Linked DNA regions of Homo sapiens: region 1 is linked to region 2. Evidence: chromatin loops called from intact Hi-C (ENCODE). Cell type or tissue: gastrocnemius medialis. All regions are shown on one strand.

Evidence for each region. A loop is a pair of places that touch in the nucleus more often than their neighbours do. Peaks named below come from ENCODE experiments on the same cell type or tissue, not always from the same donor. Only the 100,000 strongest peaks of a DNase experiment are listed, where the experiment ranks them.
Region 1: a loop joins it to region 2, with 4 times the contacts of the local background. A loop is called at or near these places in 4 of 110 quality-filtered maps.

What each region holds. Positions count from the first base shown.
Region 1 is chr20:59,150,422-59,158,421 of GRCh38, reverse strand. It overlaps a transcript of ZNF831 not described here. Among named protein-coding and RNA genes, the nearest start is that of ZNF831, 9.4 kb to the left of the region's middle. In gastrocnemius medialis, no CTCF peak of the experiment used is centred here; a DNase peak (open chromatin) is centred at 4,971; H3K27ac peaks cover 424 bases.
Region 2 is chr20:58,866,958-58,874,957 of GRCh38, reverse strand. It overlaps LOC101927932 (a long non-coding RNA gene), which reads left to right. Exons shown (of 5, transcript NR_126334.1): 4 at 7,386-7,472. It also overlaps a transcript of GNAS not described here. Among named protein-coding and RNA genes, the nearest start is that of GNAS, 20 kb to the left of the region's middle. In gastrocnemius medialis, CTCF peaks have their summits at 4,502 (motif pointing left) and 6,001; a DNase peak (open chromatin) is centred at 4,517.

The sequences.
Region 1 (8,000 bases), 280 kb before region 2:
TGCTGACCTGTTGCCTCGTCCCCTCTCCCTGTGCAGCACAGACTGTTTGGAAATAAATGCCCCCTGGACCCTTTCTGGAAATGCTCCCGTCACATTGACGGAGATGGCTCCATCAAGCTGGCTTCCTGCGCACGCCAGGCTGTGACTGTTGGGTCCTGGGGGAAAGGCACACAACCTCTCAGTGCCCAATGCTCCCCCGGAGTAATCGCCTTCTGCAGCTCCCTGTCGCCACGGGCCAGTCTCACTGCATCACAGATAATGAAAGCGCCTGAGGAACAGAAGCAAAGCCAGAGGAGAGCAGGGTGTGGTACATTCCTGCTTAGGAAGATGTGATGTGGCTCCTGAGCACTTGGCTACCGACTTTTAATCATAGAGTGAGAAAATGAAATCATTTCCAGCACCTGAAGTGATTTCTTTGGTGTCACCCACTGTTTTTGTAGATTAATTTTTCAGGACCAGAAAGAAAAAATGTTTATATTTCAGCTACAACAAGAAAAGCTGGTTCCCCCTCCTTGCAGCCCCAGAAGTTTCTTATGTAAGGAGTTTGCTTTCTTATTTGTTTTTTTAAAGGGAAGAGTTTACTGGCCCAGATGGGGAACAAAATGGCAGGGCTGGGACCCTGCCACACCCATCACTTGGGGGGCTGGCTAATCAGTGTCTGTTGGATGTATTTACAAAAACAATATGTTTAAACATTTCAATAAACAGATTTAAACACAGATTTGTATATTAGCCTCTGCCAACTCTTCTCCAAGCCAAGAATCCTTTGTCCTTATGAAACCAAATGATGACTGTTCCTTGAATCCAAGTCCTGGTCTGAGAGACCCTGGCCCTTCCCAGGGTTTGGTTTTCTCTTCCTTTTGGTGGCCTATGACCTTTCACTCTGGTTTTATTTCTCACTGTCTATCCTCTGAGTATGTTCTCACTGTAAGTCCCCTCAAATCCTTTTTGGAAGGTGGCAGGGCTCTCAAATGATAAGCCACCCAATTCGCCTCCCAAGCCAGAGTTCAGAATCCCATCCACAGCCGGAGGAAAGAGTGAGCCTAGCCTCATTTCCCTCTTCCCTTAGCACACGGATCCGCCCCCACACTTTCAGTAGGACTTGTTTTCATTTTAGTTTTTAATTTTGTTTTCTTCTTTCTCGCTCATTTGTGGGAGGTAAAAATTAAAACAATTGAACTCACAGAGATAAGAGGGTAGGGGAGTGGGCGGGAAAGTGGGGATGGTTAATGGGTACAAAACTATAGTTAGAATGAATAAGCTAGAATTTGATAGCACAACAGGATGACTACAGTCAACAATAATTTATAGCACATTTAAAAATTAAAAGAGTATAATCAGAATGTTTATAACACAAAGAGATGATAAATGCTTGAGGTGATGGATGCACCATTTACCCTGATGTGGTTATTAAACACTGCATGCCTGTATCCAAATATCCCACGTATCCCATAAATATATACACCTACCATGTGCCCATAAAAAGTAAAAAATTAAAATAAAATTTTAAAGAATGGTTTTAAAGTTCTTTCTTCTTTTTAAAAAAATATTTAGTTGAGATGTTTATTCCACCTTTTAAGAATTCTGCCTTTGCAACAACACAGAGGGGCCCAGAGGACGTTATTCTCAGTGAAATAAGCCAGGCAGAGAAAGAAAAATACTATCTGATGTCACTTCTATGTGGAATCTAAAACAGTCAAACTTATAGAAGCGGAGAGTCCAGCGGTGATCACCAGGGAGTAGGGGAGGAGAAATGGGGAAGGTGAGGGTCAAAGGCTACAAAGTTTCAGTTATGCGAGATGGCTAAGTTCTGGAGGCCTAGTACACAGCAGAGTGTCCGTTTTGCCTATTTAACATTTTCTTTCTTTTCTATTATTTATTTATTTATTTATTTTTGAGACAGAGTCTCACCCTGTCGCCCAGGCTGGAGTGCAGTGGTGCAATCTCGGCTTACTGCAACCTCCACCTCCTGGGTTCAAGCCATTCTCCTGCCTCAGCCTCCCGAGTAGCTGGGTTTACAGGCTCCCACCACCAAGCCTGGCTAATTTTTTCTATTTTAGTAGAGACAAGGTTTCACCACGTTGGCCAGGCTGGTCTCAGACTCCTGACCTCAGGTGATCCGCTCGCCTCAGCCTCCCTGGGATTACAGGCGGGAGCCATTGCAGTCAGCCCACGTACTTAAAATTTTCTAAGACAGTAGATCATAGGTTATGTTTTCTGGCCACAGATAATAATAAAGGAGGCGAGAGGAAACTTTGGGAGGTGAATATGTCTACGGCCTTAATGGTGCTGATGGTCTCACAGGTGCATACTTATCCCTAAAGTCATACAGTGTATGTTAAATACATACAGCTTTTTACGGGACTTGCTTCTAAGCGCTGGGAATTTCAGTCTTCGGTTGAGCATGAGGGGGAGCACACAACTCATCATGTACCCTTTAGGTGGACCCTACTTCTTCCTCTTTAGTCTTCGGTTGAGCATGAGGGGGAGCACACAACTCATCATGTACCTTTGGGTGGACCCTACTCCTTCCTCTCTAGGAGGGGCTTTCTGGCACGTGTCTCAAGGCCAGACTCTGAAGATGAAGTCTTCCCAGAGGAGGAGAATTGTTCCTTTCACTCAGGGTCTCCAACCCATCTCTTACCATTCCCAAAGGAGGGGAGACTTTTGGAATTTTAGAGCCAACAGTGCTTCAGGGATTATCTAATGCAGCCACATCACAATACGGTGCCCCTTCTCTCCTTCCTACACTCAGGGTAGACAGTGCGGCCTGGCCCCAGCACTCCTCCCTGCTGCGCTGGGCAGCGGAAGCCAGCTTTACCTGGACTTCCAAGGCAATCATTCCCAGTAAGATTTAGCACCTGAGCTAAAACCAATTTGCTACCCCCTCATTCTAAAGATCACAGAGCAAGAAAAGTTGACCAGCTAATGAGCAAGATGGGAACAAACCCACCTCTCACCAGAGCCCAGCCAGTCACCCAAAACACCAAATCCCAGCTGCTCCCATTCACATCAGGGTGCTCTAGGCATGTATGTGCAGACAGAGACACAGCTGCACACAGACAAAAATATTAGTGCATTCATGTGCCCAGCCTTGCCTGCTTTCCTGCCTGCTAACAAGTGTTCTGACTTTGTCCAATCTCTTCCTTCCCTTCCTCCTACTTCTGAGAGGTTTTGCCTTTACTAGACTGTTCTATAGTCTTTTGTATGATGTATAATCAAGATAACTGGGAAACAATGACAAAAGCCAAACAGGCAGATTGTAATGAAAAAAAAGCTATGAAAGAGGAAGACATTATCCCTCCCAGGTGTCAGGGAAACTGTATTCAAGTTACTTGTCCAGCAAATACTGACTGACTCCCCAGCACATCCCAAGTTTCATTCACGGCTGTAAGATCAGGGGAGAATAAGAAAGCGGCCCCCTTGCCGTCATGGGACTGACATTTCAGTGTGAGAGACGGGTATAAATAGGAAAATATGTACATGAGTGAAGTGATTTTAGAGAAAATCACAATGAAGGAAAAGGAATAGAGTGGTATGATGAGTCACAGGGGAGGGGTAGGAGGCCGTCTATGAAGACAGACCTGGGAGATAAGAAAGATTCAGCCCCAGGCACATCTGAGGGCAAAGGGCAAAAGACGGTGCGGTGAGTGCCAAGGCGCTAAATGGGCACTCTTCCCTGCAATGCAGAAACCAGCAGAAGGCTCATGAGTTGTCAGGGTCCCCACAAAGTGGGCAGAGCGAGGAGAGAAGCCAGGCAGCATGCCGGGGACAGATGACATAGAGCTTAGGCCACAGGAGAAGTTTTGTTCCAAGTGGCATAGGACTTGTCTCCGAGAGAAAGTCATTAAGAGAAGCAGCAAGGGCAATGCAAAAGGAGGAACTCCTCATGGAGTCTGAAGAAGAGGGACACTGGAGTTGCTGCAGGATGGGAGGAAAGTGGAAGGAAAAGGAGGTACCAATCGCAGGGGATTGGGGTAGAGACCGCTTCGGCTTCACAGGGTTCGAGCAGAGAGCTTGAGTTCTCATGGTGCTTTCTGCTCACTGCTCTGGGACCGCACCACCTGGGTCCTGTCCCAACACGGTTATGTGTACCTTCTACGTGGGTTACTAACACTTGTGAATGAGCATGTGTGCATTCTTGGAGAAGCACTTAGTCTCTGCATGTATGTCTTTCCCCAATCCTACATGGGAAAACCAAATCTGGCTCTCCCAACCCACTGCAAGAAGTGATCTCCCCACTGCCAAACCTCAGCAGCAGGGTCCCTGTGACACTTTTAGGTGAATCTTGGCTCGTCTCACATTGTAGTGGATTTAGCTTAGCTCTCTGGACTCTAAGATCTTCAAAAGTGAGAGCTGCACTTTTTTTATGACTAGCTCTTTCTAGCATCCTCTGTGAAGCATGACCAACCCACCAGGCTGCAGGAGTCTCCACCACCTCTAGGGTCCTGTGCCACCATAGTCACTCCTCACCACCTGAACAGGACAATGCCCTGTAATGACTGGTTTATACGTCAGGCTTTCTCATCAGACCATGTGCTCCTTGAAGGAGTAGATGAAAATTTCTCTTTCTTAGCCCAGCTCCAATTAGGTACTTGGTAAGCAATTGTCCAATGGAATCTCTCAGCTATTTTGGGAGAGCAAAAATTGCTTGTGGCTTTTTCAAAGAGTTTGCTACAGTACAAAGTAGCAGGACAGTAATTCCCTCTCCAAGACTATGCTGGCCAAAGCCTCCTCCTGCCCTGTCCTTGACCTCCTGGAGTTCAGCTTGATGGGGTCACCAGCCCCCAACCACATTTGCCCTTCATAGGGTGTGCTGGTGAGCCCCCGGAACCATTGAACATGTCCGTCCAGCCTTCCAATCAGCTCTTGGCAGCGGGGCACCCAGGCTGCCAGGGCAGCTTCCAGCACGAATAAGCGCTTGGCCCTGTGTGCCTTGGCACTCACTCCCTCAATGAGGCAATCCACTGCTCCTGCCAAGCCTTCCGCTCCCAGGGGGAGGCTGTCCCAGGAAGATGCGCCCAGCCCAGGGAGGAGGGACAAACAGAAATCGGGCCCTGACCTTCTCAAAAGTCAGGCAAGGGGTCTGGAGCAGGCTTAAGATCTTGTTGACTCCTTCCTGTTCTCTCCGGGTCCAGTTCCACAGGATTTGGCTCTGTTGGGAAGAACACAGAGCATGCGGGCTGGGGGCCAATGCACGTGTGCTCGGCAGCAAGGGTGGTGGGAAAATCAGGTGGGTGCTGAGCTCAGGAACAGGGACTGTATGAGACACTGCTCAGGTGGGAAAGAGTGAGTTGTTGAGTCTGTTGGACTGAGGATGGTGGCGATGGCAAAGTGGGATTTTGGTCAAGTTGTACAGTCCAGAGCTGGCCAAAGTCCAGTTTCCTCCCTTCACCTTCACCCCTGCTACATGCAAAGCCTTCTCCACCACCAGCAGAGGGATCTTTTTTAAACACAGAAGTCCACCCACACATCCCCACTCTAGCTAAAACCTTGTAGTAGCCTCGTCACTCTTGGAACAAAGTAATGTCCTCCACCTAGCAGGGCCCATGTAGGCCAGCCTCTGCCCACTTCCTCAGCCACTTCCCAAGCCCCACTTCTGGTTGCCTGCAGCACAGCCACATACTGGCCTTTTGGCTCCTTGGATGCTGGCCCATGTCAGGGGCCCCAAGGGAGCTGTACTCAAGGCCTGAAGTGCTCTTTCCATTCCCTACTGCCTCCTACTCAAGCTTCACTTATGCCCTCAGGGAAGCCTCGGGCACCTGCTCCCTGAGCAGCTCAGATTCCCCAGAGTTCATCACAGCTGCAATTAAAAAATTAAATGTATCATTACTTGCTTAACGTTGCAATCCCCAAAAGAGCAGGGACTTTGTACCCTATTCGCCAGCTCCAAGCCCACTGCCCCGGCATGCACGGATGGATGCGTGCACCCTCCAATCAAACCAAAGGCCCCCAGGCTCTCCTCCACACTTTGCTTATGCTGTTCCTCAGCCAGGAATTCCCTTCCTTCTCTTGATCCACAAACCCAAAATCCACCTGTCCACCTACTCGCTGCCTCCTCAACCAAGGCCTCTGGAAACCCCCAACCCCCTGTAAGTGGTGATCTCCCACTCCCGAACCTCAGCAGCAGAGTCCCTGTGACACTTTTAGGTGAATTTATGCCTGTCTTACATTGTAGTGGATTTAGCTTAGCTCTCTGGACTCCTAAGATCTTCAAAAGTGAGCGCTGTACTTTTTTTCTCATTACTAGCTCTTTCTAGCACCTAAGCTGGTACCTGGCAAACAGCAATGACTAATAACTATTATGATTGATCAGGCAACAGACTAGTGAAACCTCCAAGCTGGGGTGTGAGGGAGGTGCTGTCATTACAAATATTACTTAACAGATGAGGAAAGGAGGTTGATAGTGGTGAGGCAGCTCGCCCCAAACCACTCAGCCAGAGACTGGCAAAGACAACCTGTGGCTGAGGCTATATGGCCCCCACACCAGCATGTTCAACCATTCAATCAAGCCCTGCCTTTGGTGTACACCTTCCCCTTGCAGCATCGCTAGACAGAGGGGCTGGGCAGCCACCTCCTATGGGTCTCCCGAAGGTTCAGCGTTCCCTCGTGGAGAACATCTCCAATACATGGGGCTCAGCCGGCACCAGTATTTGAGGCAAACCTACTAACTCTAAGAGCGCAAATACAAAACAATCTTAGCTAAAACTACTACAAATCTCCATAAAGGACTTTTCAAAACAGTGCTCTCTTCAGAAAGTCCACGCCCAGGAGCTGGTGTTGAAAGCCATCCCTCATTCACCTGGCAGCGATTCACCTGACCGGCCTGCAGAACTCAGGTGGAATCTTGGCTCGGTATCTCACCAGTTGTGGCCAAGTTATTTTACCTTTCTAAGCCTCGAGGTTTTCATCTGTCAAGTCAGGGCAACAAGAGCCCCAGGCACATGGGAGAATTAAGCACAAGATGCTAGCACAGGGTCGGGTGTATCATAAACACCTGGTCAACGCTCACAGTAGCATCACTGTGGTTAGGATTATTCTCCTCAAAGGTCTGCAGTCCTGTGGCATCTCAGCAGGAGGGTGCCCAGGGAAAGGGCCATTTCCTTCTGTCCAGAGATGGGTGCTGGAGCCTCAGGAAGGGTTATCCCAGGAGACAGAAGCCATGTGGCTTGCTGGGAATACACAGATCAGGGTGGCAGGTCATGCACACATCAACACACCCCCTCCAGCCTTAGGCATCCACCTCCATGCTAGCCCCCTCGCATCTTCATCCACACCAGGAAAGTAAGTGTGTGCATGTGTCCCAGCCCACATGTACCGGGAACATGGGCCTCTCCAGAGACCCAGCCGCTATCAGCCCGGTACCCCTGCACTATCGGAAACCCATGGACGGCTGGAGGCTGTGCTCATGGGTCTCCCATCTGGGCAGGCGGGCCAAGTGTATTTGTATATAATTTGCATGGTTGACACAGCCGTTCCCATCTCTGCAAGGAGAACTTCCAAGCTAACCTGTTATTACTGCTCCTCTGAAGCTGGCACGGCCCGCCCGCCCACAGCCAGCGAGTACTATGCAGAGAGACAGGCCAGGAGCTGACTGAGCGTTCGGGTGCGCCACACCAACCTCCCTGAGCCTCTGTTTCTCTCCTGGACAACAAATCACTACACACCTCCGTTGGGCAGACTCAAGGAGAGCTCCTTGCCCACAAAATGACAGCGTGTGCTGGCGCGGAGTACTGGCCACAGCATAGTGGGCTGTTTGTTATTCTCAGAAGGTCAGGAATTAATCTGGATGGAGAAGTTTGCCTCAACGTTCCTCCCAGATGATGGTTCTGAGTCTCATACGGTGGGTCCCCTATGCTATGGTTACTATTCATAGATGATCTATAAAAATACAGGATTGCCTACTTAAATTTGAATTTCGAAGAAATAATAAATATTTTAGTTTAAGTATATCCTGTGCAGGCTTTGGGACACGCTTATACTAACAAAGTATTCATTGT
Region 2 (8,000 bases):
TAATAAATAGATAATTTAAAAGTATTTGTGAAAGGAAAGTTGGAAATTAAATTCTGGAAATTAAAATGTGTTTTTCATTCCACAATGGCTGGAAATTAATTATAGTATTTGAATATAGACTATCTCTATCTGCATTAGGGAACAAAACAAAAGAGACCCAAAGCTCAGGATCTAAGATGGAGGACTGGAACTAAGATAGAGGGCAGGCCAGGAACTAAGATGGAAGGCAGGCCAGCAGCAAAGATAGAGGGCAGGCCAGGAGCAAAGATAGAAGGCAGGCCAGGAGCTAAGATGGAGGGCAGGCCAGGAGCTAAGATAGAAGGCAGGCCAGAAGCTAAGATGGAGGGCAGGCCAGGAGCTAAGATGTAAGGCTAGAGCTAAGACGGGGGCCAGCCCAAGAGCTAAGATGGAGGGTTGGAGCTAAGATGGAGGATGAAAGCACTAAGGTGAAAGCACTCTGTAGTACATAAGGATCTGGCTGCAAACTACACTTTCCCATCTAACTCTCAAAACACTAATCCTAGACATAGAAGATTTCTAAGGTTAGGTGGGAAATATTGGGCCCATCTTCCTAAGAGAATTTTAGTCTTGAAAGATCCTGGAAGGCATAGTTTGGCTCCAGAGAGTGCACAATGAAAGAAAGAAGTTGGCAAAAGGCAGTTCTCAGCACCACTCTTGGGCCAGGCCTCTGCAGCCCCTCCTGGAAGCAAGACTGCCTCCTCAGCATGGCCAGTAACCCTCTGGGCTGTGCCTCCTGGAGAAAGGCCTCATTCAGTCCCATGACTGACAAGTTATCAACAGGGAGGTCTACCCTATCAACAGGGAGGTCTATCCTGTGACTAGCAAAGGTTCAGTCACTGCTGTTTGTGCAGAAATTTTCAGCCTCAGAGTGGCATGAAAATCTGAATGGCTGTGCCTGTCAAATGTTGCTTGTTTTGACCCCAGCAGATCCTTCTAGGTTTTCTGCAGTTTAATTATCAGCACTCATGACACTTTTAGGTAACCTCTGATTTGGTGTGCTCAACTGGGCTGGAAGACTCTTAGCAGGTTGTTGAAGTCTTTTGGTTGACAATCTTTCCATCTTTCCTTATTTATTCCCTGTGTAATCGCTTAGCAGAGACTGCCCACTCTTGTTAACTTCCTGGGTTTGTTTTGATTCCATCAAGGGAGTAGCAGTGTCTCATACTTTTGTCTTCCCCACGGGGAAGGGCACATATTTGGCACTCAATACATGTATATCGAATGAATGAACAAATGAAAATGCCCGAATTGAGGCAAACTCACCGACCAGGCAAGGATTCGTCCTTCTAAGGGGCGTGGCAGACACGTGAGCAGCTACTGCAAGCTTAGAGATGCTACTAGACAGACAAAAAGGAGTAAGGCTATTTCGACCTTCAAGTTAACCAAAAAATTAGGAAATAACTTATCAGTGAGAAAAAATGGGTACATGTGCTAGTCCCTGTGTACCAAGGACTGGGCAGGATTCCATGCTTTTGCCAAGTTGGACATAACCTACAGATGAGTAAACCTCAGACCTGCCAATAGTCAAACATTTGAAAAATTAATTTGTGACAACTGTTTTCACTTGGAACCATGATGGATTTAACTGTTTTCTTAAATTAGGCATGTCATTTTATGCTAAATTTCCACTAAACATTTCCCAACAACATTTCTTTCTTCCTGAAGAACCACCGTGACCCCTAACTCCCTGACAATTCCAAAATGTCACAGAAGGCCCATTTTATAAACATATTTGTGAATGAGTTCCTTTTCATAGCTATTAGATCAGCAATTATTTTCCCCAACACTGGCCCCTAATCAGCCATTTTGCTAAGTCTCAAAGCAACACAAATTTAGCTCAAATCAATTAGCAACACATTTCTAACTCTTGGTGCTTGGGGAGAGTCTGAACTCCTCCTGATGGGATGAGGCTAACGCCTTGAGAATGAACTGAGAGGCAGGTCAGCCCAGGAAGCCACTTCTGCCTTTGTGGTTGTGCTTTACAAGAAGGCCAAAATGTGGGAGAATGGGGTCCAACCACAACAAATTAGGATGAAATTTTGATTTTATTTTTTTTCTCTTGAGCTGATGAATGAAGCCCAGGACATAGAAAGGCAGCTGACGGAATATTTTCCCCACCAATGCCAGGAAGCTGAAGGTCTGCTCTTGTGATTTGCATCTGGCTGTGATGTTCTCTCTCTGCCCCCCACCCTCACCCCAGCACAGAGCAATCAACCTTGTCCCTGTTCTCCTCTGGCTGAATTCCCCCCTTTTCTCTTCCCCTCACCTTTCCTTGCTGAACAGAATTGTCTTCCCTCTCTAATGAACATAACCCAAGAGAATAAAACTTGTTTTTCAAAGTGGGGAGGGGGAATGGGAGGAAGAAAGGAAGGAAGGGAGGAAGGAAGGAAAAAGAAAAAAAGAAAACAATGCCTACAGTGGGTCTGGCTGGAACCCAATTCTCAAGGACATCGATTTGTAAAATTCAAAGGTTTCCCCAACATCAAAGATCTATACTTAACTTATAGGATGCTCACTTTTAACCTTAGGGTTTGCTTTGTTTTGTTCTGGATAATTATCAAATTTAAAAATTTATGATTTTTTTTTTTAAAGAACTAGAAGGTTCTCTGTGTGCCAGACTTTCTAAAACAAAACAAAACCACTTAGTGGGATAAGGCATGTGAAAACACTTGTGCTCCATGAAGTGTGCTACATGCAGTGTGTTCCTAACTTTAAAATAAAACAAAAATTGGACCATCGTTTTAGAATCAGGAGGTAAACACTTGGGAAAGCAATAAGAGGTGAGAGGGCAGTGGTCAGAGCTCAGAGGGTGGTGGTGGCCCCCGTCTTGGCACACAAGAGAGGCCTCTGTCCCAGCTCTTCTGGTTGGCACTTGAACGAACAAGGGACCTCATGGGGCAGTGAGATGGGGAGGAGAGGATGCCCCAGCCTGGATTGTGAACCTGCCTCTCCTCCCCGTACTCCTGTCCGGTCTAGCCAGCCTGGCCCCTCAGCTGTGCCAGCCACACCCTCCTTGGCAGCGCTCCACCCCCTGCCTGGTAGAAGGATAATCACTTGCAACCTGATCCTCTCCTCTGTTCTGGACTAGAAGTTCCTAGAGGGCAAGGACCCCATTTGGTGCTTAGAGCTAAACTTGGCAAAGGCACTCTTTTCTTTTTTCTTTTCTTCTCTTTTTTCTTTTCCTTTCTTTTCTTTTCTCCCCCTCCCTCCTCCCTCCCTTCCTTCTTCCTTCCTTCTCTCTTTCCTTTCCCTCTTTTTTCCTCCTCTCTCTCCCTTTTAATTTTTTTGGTTTTTTTTTTGTTGTTTGTTTTTTTTTTTTTTTTCGACGGAGTATCATTCTTGTTGCCCAGGATGGAGTGCAATGGCACAATCTCGGCTCACTGCAAACCCTGCCTCCCGGGTTCAAGCGATTCTCCTGTCTCAGCCTCCCGAGTAGCTAGAATTACAGGCATGCGCCACCATGCCCAGCTAATTTTGTATTTTTAGTAGAGATGATGTTTCTCCATGTTAGTCAGGCTGGTCTTGAACTCCTGACCTCAGGTGATCTGCCCACCTCGGCCTCCCAAAGTGCTGGGATTACAGGCGTGAACCACTGCTCCCTTTCAAATTTTTAAATTTAATCTCTATTTACTTCTTTCCTTCCGTTTGCACCTTAATTTCTCTTTGTCTCTCTCTTTCAACAATAAACAACTGGCCAAAGGGAATTGGTTTTAATTTCTGAGTCGTTCACAAGGACCCCGGGATTTCAAAAGATCAGAGAAGGAAAAACAAAGGGAGGGAACCTCAATTCTTTCCCTGCTCTTCCCCGCTAGCGAAAGGACTGAACAAGTGAAAGAACTGTGGAAGGACGATGGCGAACATGGAAGAGCTCTAAGGAAACTGTCCTGTAGTGTGTGTTTGTGGAGCAGGGGGATTAATATGAAACTGCACACCATGATTCATGCCCTCTCAAAACTATGCATACACCTGAGTAAAGAACAGGGGGAGATAATGATCAGTAAAATCACAGCAGGGTGAGGGTAGGCTGGGGGGATTTCCTGTAATATTATGATGTCATTTTAACAATAAATACAACTAGAAGAAAAGGCGCCCGGCCAAGTGTGGGATGTGGGTTCCATGTCATGTGGGAAGCGAAAGTGGGCAGTTGGGCCCCAGAAGGGAGAGTTCTAAGAGGGTGTGGTTCCCTCTAAGGGAGGGATTTGTGCGTCTGGCGCAGGGAGAAGACTGACCAAGAAAGCCACCAAATAAACAGACCAAACCCCCAACCACCCCTCCCCTGAGAAAAGCACAGAATGGCTGTATTGGTGTTAAAAGTAAGGTCCCCGGGACCCAAGACAGGATGAGAGCCCCAACCAAAACACCCTGGAAACATGGGGCTTTTTTTCCATTTGGGCATCCTACATTTCATCTAGAGAATTCCAAGATCCCAATTTCTGAGAGCAGACCCAGCCATTCTGAGCTCTCTGCTGACCTCTGGTGGGGAGGAGCTCCCATGGCCCAGGAAAGGTTGGAAAGAGGCAGCCACCTGCCCTGGCCTCCTCTGTTCCCCACGGTCTACAGGGTCACCTGCCCTCAGCCACCACTCAGGGCTAGAAGTCAGGGACTGTGAGGAGGAGAAAGTGCAAGAAAAGCTTTAAAGAATCCTCAGAGGAATATGGGCATAAGAGAATCATGTTGTAGGAAAGTTATCAAGTAAAAGAAAATTTTTTAAATAGATGGGTGGGAGGGACGTTTACCTTAAATCAACCCTGTGTATTCAGTTTCTTTAACTTTACAATCTTAAGAGAGAGGGGAGAAAGAATGTGTATATGAATGGGGTATGGAGGGTAAATTTGATCAGAAAGAAATAAATTCCCATTGGAGGACTTTGTAGGTCCTTGTGTGGGAGGCCTGTGTGGCCCTTCTCAAATAGATGACCTCATCATTTTCCAGCTGCTGGGTGGGGTGGTGCAGGGGGCAGAAATGGAAGGGAATGGCAACGGTACCTGTTCTTGGAACCAAGGAATTTGACCCAGACACCATCGGACCCAGCTTCCCCTCCCGTGGAAACGAGGCCTAAAGAAGCCAGAAGTGGCCTGCCCCAAGGCAGTGCTGAGCCTGAGATGGACAGTAGGGGTCCCATCCTTAGAGAGGACACCTTCGCTAGTGAGAATGCCCCAGTGTGCCGTGAAGCACTGAGAAGTGGAGAGGGGTTGAGGAGGGGAAGAACTTAAAACTAGCCCTGAGGTCTCAGAGATCCTGAAAAACACAATGATACTTGCATGAATGGAAAAGCAATGATGTATCCCTAGCAAGTCCCTTCTCTGTAAACAATCATTGACCATGCACCTCAAATTCTACTTCATCTCTCCATATTGTCTTAAATGCTAACTTCTCCAGGTAGGCCCCTTAGATTTCCCTGGTGGAAACTGGAGCTCTGCTCACCTATGAACCTCTTTTCTAGCCCTTGATTGAGGTGTGAAAGAGTTTACCACCAAACTCTGCTCCCACAAAGATTCTCCCGGTGATTGGGACCCAGAAACTATTAATTATTTACCAAAGGACAACAGAGGGCCCTACCATTTGATTTCCTATACAATCTGCCATTTTGGAACAGACATTTAAAAAAATTTGTGTTGGATAGGGGGTTGGCATACCTCATCTATTGAAACTTTATAAGATAATTAAATAAGTTTTAAAGTGAGAAAGACATCCCTCCTGTTTTTTCAATTGAGAAAAACTAGAACCAGGGATTTGTCCAAGATCTCAGGACCAGTTCCCAGGAGAACCGGGGCACCAGGGCGGTGAATCTGGAGGTTACCTGATCGTGTGCTTTCCTGCCTTGGCTAAGATCTTCAGATCCACTCGTTAAAAGTTGCCGGGATTTGTCCTTAGATGTCAATTGCTCAACTGAAACCTTTTAAAAACATTCCTCAGCCTTAGGGGCAGGGGCCGTGTCCTTGGGAAGGAGGATTTAGGGAGGGGGATGCGGGTTCTGCCTTAGGCGCCGGCGCAAGGGTGAATTTTTGAAAGCCAGGCTGTCAATCGTAAAAGCCGAGCGCCATCTGCCAGCCGGTTCTGAGTAGCCTTGCTTTCTTTCATTGTTTCCACTTCCCAGCCCTGAATAATTTGTGTTCTCATTTATTTCCCTCCAAAAAAAAGGTAGTTCCTGCTCAGAAAGTCCCCCCAAAATAAGAACCCCATTTAAAAATAAATCTTAGAAGAGAGTGAGAGAGCGAGAAAACAAAGGAAAAGTGAGAAAGAAATTCGAGAACTCCTTAGGAGGCTGCTTTCCGTTCTCCCCTTTCTGGATTGTGAAACTTCTGAGAAAATGAGAGATGAGCCCCCTTTCTTCAACTAAGGCAGCCCTAATGGTCTTGCTTCTTCTTTCTGACCTCTCACCTTCTTGTGGCGAGCAGATGCCCCACTTTGAGCCTGCCTTAACATCTGAAATCAGACCCTAACTCTGGGGAATCAAGATTGCAGGGCCAGAAAAAAAAAAAAAGCTGGCTGCGGTGGTTCACGCCTGTAATCCCAGCACTTTGGGAGGCCAAGGTGGGCGGATCATCTGAAGTCAGGAGTTGGAGACCAGCCTGGCTAACATGGTGAAACCCCATCTCTACTAAAAAGACAAATATTGGCAGGGCACGGTGGCTCACGCCTGTAATCCCAGCACTTTGGGAGGCTGAGGCAGGGGGATCACCTGAGATCGGGAGTTTGAGACCAGCCTGACCAACATGGAGAACCCCATCACTACTAAAAATACATAATTAGCTATGTGTGGTGGCGTGCGCCTGTAGTACCAGCTACTCAGGAAGCTGAGGCAGGAGAATTGCTTGAACCTGGGAGGTGGAGGTTGCAGTGAGCCAAGATCATGCCACTTCACTCCAGCCTGGGTGACAGAGCAAGACTCCATCTCAAAAAAAAAAAAAAAAGAAAGAAAGAAACAGGAGAGGTGTCCACTATCTGCTATATGTTAGCTTAAGTCTGAGGCTGAGATGCCTGCAAGCCTTTTGGATTCATCCCTGGCACCTGAGTTCCAAGTCTCAATCTCAAGCCTCCTTTCTCAAGCTGTCCCTGTCCTGCCCCCATCTTGTGTCTTGACTTTCTCATACATAAAGCTGAACACAGAGATACCCTCTGCTTCTTCCCTGACAACTCATCAAATTTAAGGTGCTCTCCTGACCATGGCAGGACCCCAGGAATACTTGGCAGAATCATTCCTAAATGGGGCCTTGTCAATACTTTCAAGAATCAAACTTTAGCCTTTTCCCGATGTCAGCTTGGCAAATTCATGGAATCCTAGAATAAAGTTCTATAATCAACCAAGGTCCCAGGAATGAGAACCCCCAACTTCTAACCCAGTGCTGTTTGTACTATTCTAGGACCCTCCCAAAGAGCTGGAGCTCCTCTGCCCACTGCCTCCCCCATCAGATCAGACCTATGGTAGAAGACAGCAAGGAGTAAACGCTGTAAGCTCACAAACACCAAACTGCCCTAGGATGAACGATTTCGTAAGAGCGCTCCAGAATGACTGGATCCCATCAGGAACATTTCCAAAGACTCCCACTCAGAAAGGGGAGCCCTCCTGGGAGTGTCCATCCTAAAACCCACACTGGCCATTTGTTTTGCAAAACAAAATGATCTAATGTGCTTCCTTTTAGCAGCTAAAAATGCTTAATTATAAATAGCTAGAAGTTTTCTGGCAATCCAACTTTTAAAAATTTTCCCCTAACGTCTGGCATTTGTTTTTGGGTTCTGCCCTGAGTCTTCTAAGCATTTGCTTGGAAAGATGTTGCACTTTCGCAGGCAAAATTTCAAAATCAACATTCAAGAAGCTTGCCTTTGGTAATTTCTAGGATTCTGCAGTAAGGAGGTTTTATAGTTAGGGGACACTTTGCTTAGCTGAACTTGTGACATAAAAAGCTAGTCTTCAGACAAGTTTTGATTTCAAATGATACTTTAAATTTTACATGTCTGATATATAATTTATCAAACTA